Linked DNA regions of Mus musculus: region 1 is linked to region 2. Evidence: chromatin contacts called from ENCODE Hi-C or POLR2A ChIA-PET data. All regions are on one chromosome and are shown on one strand. The core of a region is the stretch at or near the end of the contact, and the rest is flanking DNA. Distances in the headings are between cores, read along the strand shown. Region 1 has its middle 3.1 kb from the start of Gm33641. Region 2 holds the start of Phc3 (polyhomeotic 3).

Region 1 (4,390 bases), core at 1,322-3,821, 87 kb after region 2:
AAGTCTGACAACAAATGCTGGAGGGGACCTTTAGAAAAAGGAACCTTTATTCACTGTTGGTGAAAAGCAATCTAGCCATTACGGAGATCAGTTTTGAGACTGCTCAAATAATCAAGAATAGAATTAGCACATGACCCCACTCTTTCAATTCTGGGCATACGCCCAGAGAACACCACACCCTACCGTACGGTTTGCACCCCATGTTTACTGCTGCTTTAGTCGATGTAGCAAATGATTCCATCAACTTCTTTGTCCACCAACAGGTGATAATGAAAACTTGGAGTGAGTTTGATTCAGCTCTAAAGAAACATGCAATCGCAAAATGTTTAGGAGAGTGGGTAAACAATGAAGTCATAATCTCAGAAAAGAACTGCATCTTCTCCTTTAGGCAGAATCTAGCCATTGTGCCATGTATACATGTTAACAATGCATCTTTGGGCAGAGACTAGCATGTGGAAAGAGAACGAGAAGGGTTAAAATTTTCTTGCTTTTTTAGTTCTTTTTTTTTTTTTTTTTTTTTTTTTTGGTTTTTCGAGACAGGGTTTCTCTGTGTAGCCCTGGCTGTCCTGGAACTTACTCTGTAGACCACGCTGGCCTCGAACTCAGAAATCTGCCTGCCTCTGCCTCCCAAGTGCTGGGATTAAAGGCATGCGCCACCACCACCACCCGGCTGCTTTTCTAGTTCTTAATCTTGCCATGTTTTTTTTTTTTTTTCATTTTTTTGGCAAATACAAATATACTCGATAGTGAACAAAATCCAGCTTAAAGCACCACTGTTTCTGTTCCAAATGGCTGTTCTAAATATAGAAGTTCATTTGAGTGGCATGGTGTGGGTCTGGCTAATTTCAGCATATGGCGTGTTTTATCTGCAGAGTGTTCTCTAAAGTAGTTTAAAATAAAAAAGGAAGGCGCTGGGTTTTTAGTACTAGAATCTAAAACTTATCGCAAGCTGGGCACGGTGGCAAACACGAAATCCCAAGTGCTAACCTGGGAGACCAGAGGATCAGGAGTTCAAGAGTCTCCTTGGCTGTATTCAGAATTCCAGATCAACTTATGATAGAAGGCCTTGTCTTGGAGTTACTTAGGGGTGAGATGGTTCAGTAGTGCGGGCCCTTGTCAACAGTCCTCACAACGAAAGTGGAACCCCTGGGATCCACATGGTGGAAGTCGGGAAGCCACTCCTGGAAGTTGTCCTTTGACCACCACACAAGTGCCAAGCATCATTGTCTCCTCATGAATAAAAGTTTGAAATTTTTCGTAAGAACTTTGTGAGTAGTTCTCTGACTTTATATTAATACTTAAGAATAAAATATATATTGCAAAAACGTAACTTTGGAATTTTGGGTGTGCTTGTGGTACACAGGCCTCAGACAGTCTCAAGTGATCCTCGGGTCCATCTTTTTCTTTTGTTATTTTTGTTGTTAAGCTAGGGTTTCTCATTGGCCTAGAGCTTGCCCAAGTAGCCCCTGGAGAAAATGTAAGCAACCTTTTTTTTTTTTTTTCTTTTCTTATCACTAAGGTTTTCCCTAACACAGATGTTCCCGTGTACCGCAGGAGCTGTATTTGTGAATGGTCTGACTCAGTTTTACTGTATGGTTTGATTTTTGCTCATATTGTTGAAGATTGGGCCCATCGCTTCACACATACACGGCTGAGAAGCAACCCTTATGTTTTTGTGTCAACCTTGATGTTTTTCTAAACTTTCCTTATTTTAAGCTTAAAAGTTTAGTTCGTGCATTGATTGGGAGGTTTTAGAATATACTGGTTTTTTTTTTTTTTTAAATATTTATTATATGTAAGTACACTGTAGCTGTCTTCAGACACTCCAGAAGAGGGAGTCAGATCTTGTGATCCGATGGTTGTAAGCCACCATGTGGTTGCTGGGATTTGAACTCCTGACCTTCGGAAGAGCTGTCGGGTGCTCTTACCCACTGAGCCATCTCACCAGCCCCCGAAATATACTGTTTTTATTTGAGAATTCCATGCGTTTGTACAATGTATTTTGTTCATCCACCCTCCATATTCCATCTCAGCTCTAACTGGACCCCCTCCTCGCTGCAGCTAGATCCCTACTTGTCTTCCTCCCCTTCATAACTCATAGCCAATCAGAGCTGCCCCTGTGCACAGGGCTCTGGAGCCATCCACAGGACCACAGAGCAAACTACCAGCAGCTACGCTAAAAAATGACCCCCCTTCCCTCAGCAACCACCAGCTGCCGGTAGGTCCTTCCCTAGGAGTGGGACCTTGAGGCAACCCCCCCCCCCCGCGCGCACGCGCGCCCCAATTCATTTTGGAATTTGGTTTCATTTTTGTGCAAGTCTTACCGGCAGGCAGCCACAGCAACCGGGTGCATGAGTACAGTAGCCAGGTCAAGTTCGACAGAGCATTTTACTCCTTGGGATAGAGTATTGACATAGATGTCCAAGTTTTATGGCTGAATACACCTTTTTTTTTTTTTTTTAAGATTTATTTATTATATGTAAGTACACCGTAGCTGTCTTCAGACACTCCAGAAGAGGGCGTCAGATCTCGTTACGGATGGATGGTTGTGAGCCACCATGTCCGGAATTGAACTCATGACCTTCCGAAGAGCAGTCAGCGCTCTTAACCGCTGAGCCATCTCTCCAGCCCCCACCTATCGTTTATTCTTAGCACGGTGAAATTTGAGTTCACATTAACTGTTGCCCACTACAAACAAACAAACAAACAAGCAAGCAAGCTTTTCAGCCGAGGTGGAAAACAGATACATTTGATACATTTACGGTGAGAGTTGCTGGCACGGCGGCACGGAGCGGAATGTGGAAGATCCCTCCGGCTCTAGCAGGTTCCATGTTTTGCTGTGTAGGGAGGGAGGAGTGAAAACTGTTTTTTCTCAGCAGCAGCGGGGTTCTGGTGTGGGGGAGGGCGGGGAGGGGGAGGTGTAAATCGGCGCTCCACTGTGGCCCTGCAAGTCTGAGAGGAGGCAACATAAGTTCTACGGGAGTTGGAAAAGTGCAATTTTAAGGAATTTTTTGTTTGATACTATGAACAAATGTGTTGCAGAAAAGTTGATTTAGAATTTTTTTTTAAAGCATACGCATGCGTTTATGTAGGAGGTATTTCCTGGGTTAAAATGGTCTCTCCCTAGCAGTGTGGTTTGGGCTTGTAGGAGATCGGAAGTGGGACAGACAACTTTGGCCCTGGTTGGCTGAATGATGATGCTATGTCTCACCACTAGGGGTCAGTCTCTTGCCTAATGATGGTCAGAGTTACCCTGCAGAAGCGGTCTGAACTCACCCGCAAGTAGCCAGTGACCAAGAAGTTCAGGATTTTATCGGTGTTCATCTGTGTCTCGATTTTAATCGACTCAATATACTATACAAATTGATCTTCAGAATGAAATCTAAGTTATTTTGGAGTTTGACTTAAGTAGGATTCTTTCCCTCTGTAGGTACTGTAACTCTATGTTATCTTTATGGACTATGAGTGAGAACCTCCTTTGTGAGGAAATATATGTGAGGGTTTAAGTATGCCATGTTTCTCCTATGAAGAAGAATATTTCTAGTTGATAATGAAACTAAGGTGGGCAGAGGCAGCCACAGCAGGTACCTCTAATCTCAGTCTGGTTAAACGAGGTCCTGTCTCAAATCAATATAAATAAATAAATACAAATAAAATTAAAGTTGACTCGGTTATTAATGTGCACAGGAACTTAGTTATATCAAACGTTACAGGACATTAAAGTGGTGTCCTTTATTGATTTAACCTATAAATTCAGACACTCAGATTGTCATTCATAAACATGATTTAGCAGGGGCTATAGTGAGGCCCTAATTTGAATCCCTGGGACTGATAGAAAAATAACCAACTAAACAACCATATGAAAACAATATGGCTTAAGCTGACACTGATTAAAAGCACTCATCGCTCTTACAGAGGACCTGGGTTCAGTTCCCAGCACCCACATGGTGGCTCATGACCATTTGCAATCCCAGTTCTAAGAGGTCTGACGCCCTTGTCTCACCTATGTACCTGCCATTCATGGGGTGGACATATATAAAACAGTCACACTCATTATATATATATAAAACTTACCAAAAAAAATCCCACATGATTTTAGAAGCATTGGCTGGGGTTTTAAATGTTTAATCGTTAAGGCGTGTGTGCGTAGGTGTGGGCTTGAGCATGCCGAGGTGTGCATGCAGCAGTCAGAACAGCCTGCAGGAGGTGGTTCTCTGCTTCACTGTGTGTTTAGGGCTAGAACTTTGGCAGCCAGGCTTGCCTACCCGGTGACTTGCCAACTGGGCTACCGCGCTAGTGGTTGTGTTAATAGTAGGTAAGTGCCGGGCAGTGGTGGCACACGCCTTTAATCCCAGCACTCAGGAGGCAGAGGCAGGTAGAGTTCTGAGTT
Region 2 (4,089 bases), core at 821-3,320:
CAACACCCTTGTTTCAAAAAAAATAGATAAAATTAAAAATAAGATCCTAAGGACATGTTAGTGGGACTGAAGAGATGGCTCAAATGGTTAAGAGCACTGTTATTCCAAAGGACCTGGGTTTGATGCCCAGCACCCACACAACCCTCCAAAACCCAGTTCCAGGGGATCAGATGCCCTCTTCTGGCTTCCAAGGGACTGGGCACATACATGGCAATAATGTACACACATATACGCAGCTACCTATACGTAAGAAATTTTAAGTTCATTTTTTTCAATTCTCAGTAGCTTTTCTTAGACGACACCATTGTCCTTACTAACTCTAGTGTCAGAAGTTTAGCTTGATACCGGATTAGCCCACTTAAGTAATAAATAAGAAATAAAGAAATAAAGTAGCAAATATAAGCAACTTCTTACATCTTTACAAAAATCCCCCCCCCACAGAAAATTGCTCTAAAATTTGGGGGTGTGGAATATAATTTATTCAGCTTCCAATGCACAACCAGTAAAGTACACGTTTGTACCAAACTTTCTAATCTTTTCCCTCCAGTATTATGATCTTATGTCATTTATGTTGTAGTACAAATTTTTACCCACTGAGAAATCTATACTTTAATAAAGCCAAGCCTCTAAGGGCTTCCATGCTGTTACAAACTAAAACCACAGTAGCTGTCACCCCAGGCTCAGAAGGCCCCATGAGAATCCACTGGATTCCTCCTTCCTTGTCTGTCTTTTTCTCCTGAGAAATAAAAGTTGAACCGGCTGGCATTCCCACCGTCGACAAGCCTGTAACAAGAACATTTACTTCTCTTTCTTAAAAATCAAAACAAAATAGGGTGTCACTACGTAGCTCAGGCTGGCCTCAATGAGACTCAGGAGTCTCCAGCCACCATAGGCTGTATTAACAGCTCCAATATACAAGGGAGAAAGTAAGGTGAAAGGAAAAACAGATGGGGCTGCTAACTTCTTTTAGTGGGAGCTGAATCACATTTTTAGACGTTCTGCTGTTCATTTCCTTCCAATCAGCAAACCACAGTATCATATGGCACCTGCTCAATACTACACTCAATCAGCAGTAAGGTAAAATCTTGAAACTACTGCGTGTCAAAACACTTTGGCACCGGGACCAATGGCATCCAAGCCACCACCGTAAACCCTGGCCTTTCAAAGTCTTATTCTGCTCAGCTGTGCTCTCAAAGCCCAAAGGCGGGCGAAGAAGACAGTGAGTTCTGACGAACCAAAAATGGTCAGGGAACCTAGACAGTAATTCTAAACATTGGATGTGTGCAACTGGGCAAACCATCGCTTTACATTTCGAGGCCTGGTACAAAAGAACACTTTCGGGGAGCGCACGGGCTTGGCACGGAAATACTTGCCGCGTTCAGCTCTGGCACTCCAGAGGCCTACCCGGGAACCTGAAGTTTCAAGTCGCCAACTGAGCATAGCATCACAGCGCTACCCAAGAATGCGGCCCTCCAGGGAGGGAGGCTCGCCGCCGCAGCCCGAGCCCGGAGGGGGACTGCAAGGAAAGGCCGGGGAGGTGGGGAGCCTCGGCCGTGGGCCGCAGCCGCTGTCCGGACGCCTCCCTGCGCCTCCCCGCGCCCCCGCCGCACGGACGGACGGACGGACGGACAGACAGACGGCTACGGGCCCGCAGGAGCCAGCGCGGAGGCCCGGCGGCGCCTGCCCAGCCGGACACACCTCGGCGGGGACCGCGGCTGGAATGACAGCCCCGGCCGAGCGCCGCAGGGCTCGCGTCCCGGGAGAGCCCGGAGACTAGGGTCCCCCGGGTAGCTGTGCGCTTAGGACCACACAGCCCCGGGACCGCACGGCGCAGCACGCACTCCCGAGGGGAGGCTGGCTGGACCTGCCATCCTCCTCCCACAGTCGGGCTTCTCCACCACGCCGTGGCTCCCGCCTCGCCTCCGCCCTGCACCGCCAGCCTCGGAGCCCCAAGAGCTGCCTCGGGGGAACGTGTCGCAGCCCTCACTCGCCCCCCGGTTACGACATCAGTCACCAGCAAGTCACTCACTCCGCTTCCGCCATCTTCTCTCCTCCATCACTAACACGAAGTGCGCATGCGCCTCCTTTTCCCCCTGCAAGAGCCAAGAGCCGAGGGGCGGGATCTGGGGGGCGGGGGGCGCAGAGGTCACGTGAGGCCAGCGACTGCCAGGCTCCCTCCCACCTCAACTCTCTCTGTGAGGTGGCCTGTGTTTCCCTAAGTGGTCCTTCCCAGACACCCTCTATTTCTATGGCTCAGAATCTTTGTCTTAGCCCGGGGTCTGCGACGAATATAGAAAAAGTTCTGCTTAGCGCTGGAAATGTAGAAGTTGCTAGAATACTTTCAGAAACGTGCATCAAGTCTTAGGTTCAATACCCAGCCCCACATAAACCAGACATGGCTAGGCCCTTAGAAAGTGTTGTTTTGAATAAAAATTCAAAGTCATCCTAGACTATATAATGTAAAACAGAAACCCCATGATCCTGGTTCTATAAGAAAGCAGACTGAACAAGCAGCAGCCCTCCACAGCCTCTGCATCAGCCTCTGCATCAGCTCCTGTTTCCAGGTTCCTGCCCTACTTGAGTTCCTGTTCTGATTTCCTTTGGTGATGAACGGTGCTATAGAAGTGTAAGCCAAATAAACCCTTTCCCTCATGTCCTGCTTTGGGGATGGTGTCCCCATACCTTGCAAGGGTAAGCTTCTGTTTCCTGAACCTAAGATATCCTGAAAACCATGCTTTTTAACCTCTGCTGAATTTGTAACCCCATGATGTATACTCCTTTGCCTTGCTAAACTCCTGAACATCTCTGATGACTCCCCTTCCATATAGTGTCTTACCCTTGTATACCTCACAGCCGGCCTTGAGCCCTGAGTCCCCCCATTCTTCTGTCCTGGTGCTAACAGCCAACGCTCTCAACAGCTGTAATCTATCAACCCTAATCCTTGCCCCACAACAGAGACCTCAAAAGCCAGTGAGGGGCTGCTTTCTGAAACCTGAACTTGGATGAGGCAGCCTTTAGCCAGTCTAAGTATAGCTTGCTTAATCAGACAGTTGTGGAAATGTTTTTCCCCACCTCGGGTCTAACAGAAATTTTAAGGCTAGCCTGGGATATGTAAGACTGTGTTTAAAAAAAAGAAAGAAAGAAAGAAAGAAAGAAGAAAAATTAACTACAACTATAAAACATTAAAAATATGTATCCAAAATAGTCTGAAAAGTGGATTTTGTAGACATACATACACAGTGTGACTTTGCTTCATAGATCCAAGAAATAAGCAAATCTCTGTTGCTCTTGACTGAGAAAGAAGCATAGTGATCGTAAACAGTGTCTCCTATTTCCTGAGATGAAGTGCACTAATCTCAGTGTCTCAGGGTTCCATTGCTGTGATGAAACACCATCCCCAAAGCAGGTCATGGGAGAACGAGTTTATTTGGCTTACACTTCTATATCACCGTTCATCACCAAAGGAAGTCAGAACAGAAACTGAAGCAGGGCAGGAGCTGATGCAGAGGTCATGGAGGGCTGCTGCTTACTGGCTTGTTCAGTCTACTTTCTTATAGAACCAGGATCACCAGCCACAATAGGTGGGGCCTGCCCACATTGATCACTAAGAAAATGCCCTACAGGCTTGCCTACACACTGATATTATTAAGATAGTTTCTCAGTTGGGGCTCCCTCCTCGCCAATGACTTTAGCCTTGTGTCAAGTTGGCATAAAATTAGACAGTACAACTGACCCCTTAGCAGTTTGACACAGAGACACATCACTGTTAAGCCACAAATTTTCCTTTCTTTCCCATCCCTGAGATCACACATAAAGACATCACAATATAAAACATTTTACAAACTTAGAAAGTCCCATAGGCTTTAAAAATTCAAACACTTACAAATCCAGGCTCTGTAAAATATCCAGTCTCTTTTAAAATCCAAAGTCTTTTAAAAACCTAATGTCTCTCAACTGTGGGTGCCTATAAAATCAGAAATACGTTTAAAACCTCCTTACTTCAAGAAGGAAGACCCAGAGCACAATCAAATCAAACCCAAACCAAACTCCAACTGTATAAATAGCACAGTATTTGATGTCTCAGACTCA

The links. A loop is a pair of places that touch in the nucleus more often than their neighbours do. ChIA-PET counts read pairs that join two places held with the same protein, here RNA polymerase II (POLR2A).
Region 1: a loop to region 2 is called in a map of T-helper 2 cell, with 2.7 times the contacts of the local background. The contact joins the enhancer-like site here to the promoter of Phc3 in region 2. A Hi-C loop is called at or near these places in 2 of 37 maps with a recorded cell type or tissue (T-helper 2 cell and regulatory T cell). POLR2A ChIA-PET finds 5 or more read pairs at or near these places in 2 of 5 experiments (Patski and embryonic stem cell).

What each region holds. Positions count from the first base shown.
Region 1 is chr3:31,054,265-31,058,654 of GRCm38, forward strand. No RefSeq gene overlaps it. Among named protein-coding and RNA genes, the nearest start is that of Gm33641, 3.1 kb to the right of the region's middle. Within about 2 kb of position 2,572, at least 1 of the 3 ENCODE cell types and tissues checked has a DNase peak (open chromatin) inside an H3K27ac peak, as active enhancers do.
Region 2 is chr3:30,967,345-30,971,433 of GRCm38, forward strand. It overlaps Phc3 (polyhomeotic 3), which reads right to left and starts at 2,071. Exons shown (of 15, transcript NM_001165954.1): 1 at 2,030-2,071. The coding sequence starts at 2,043.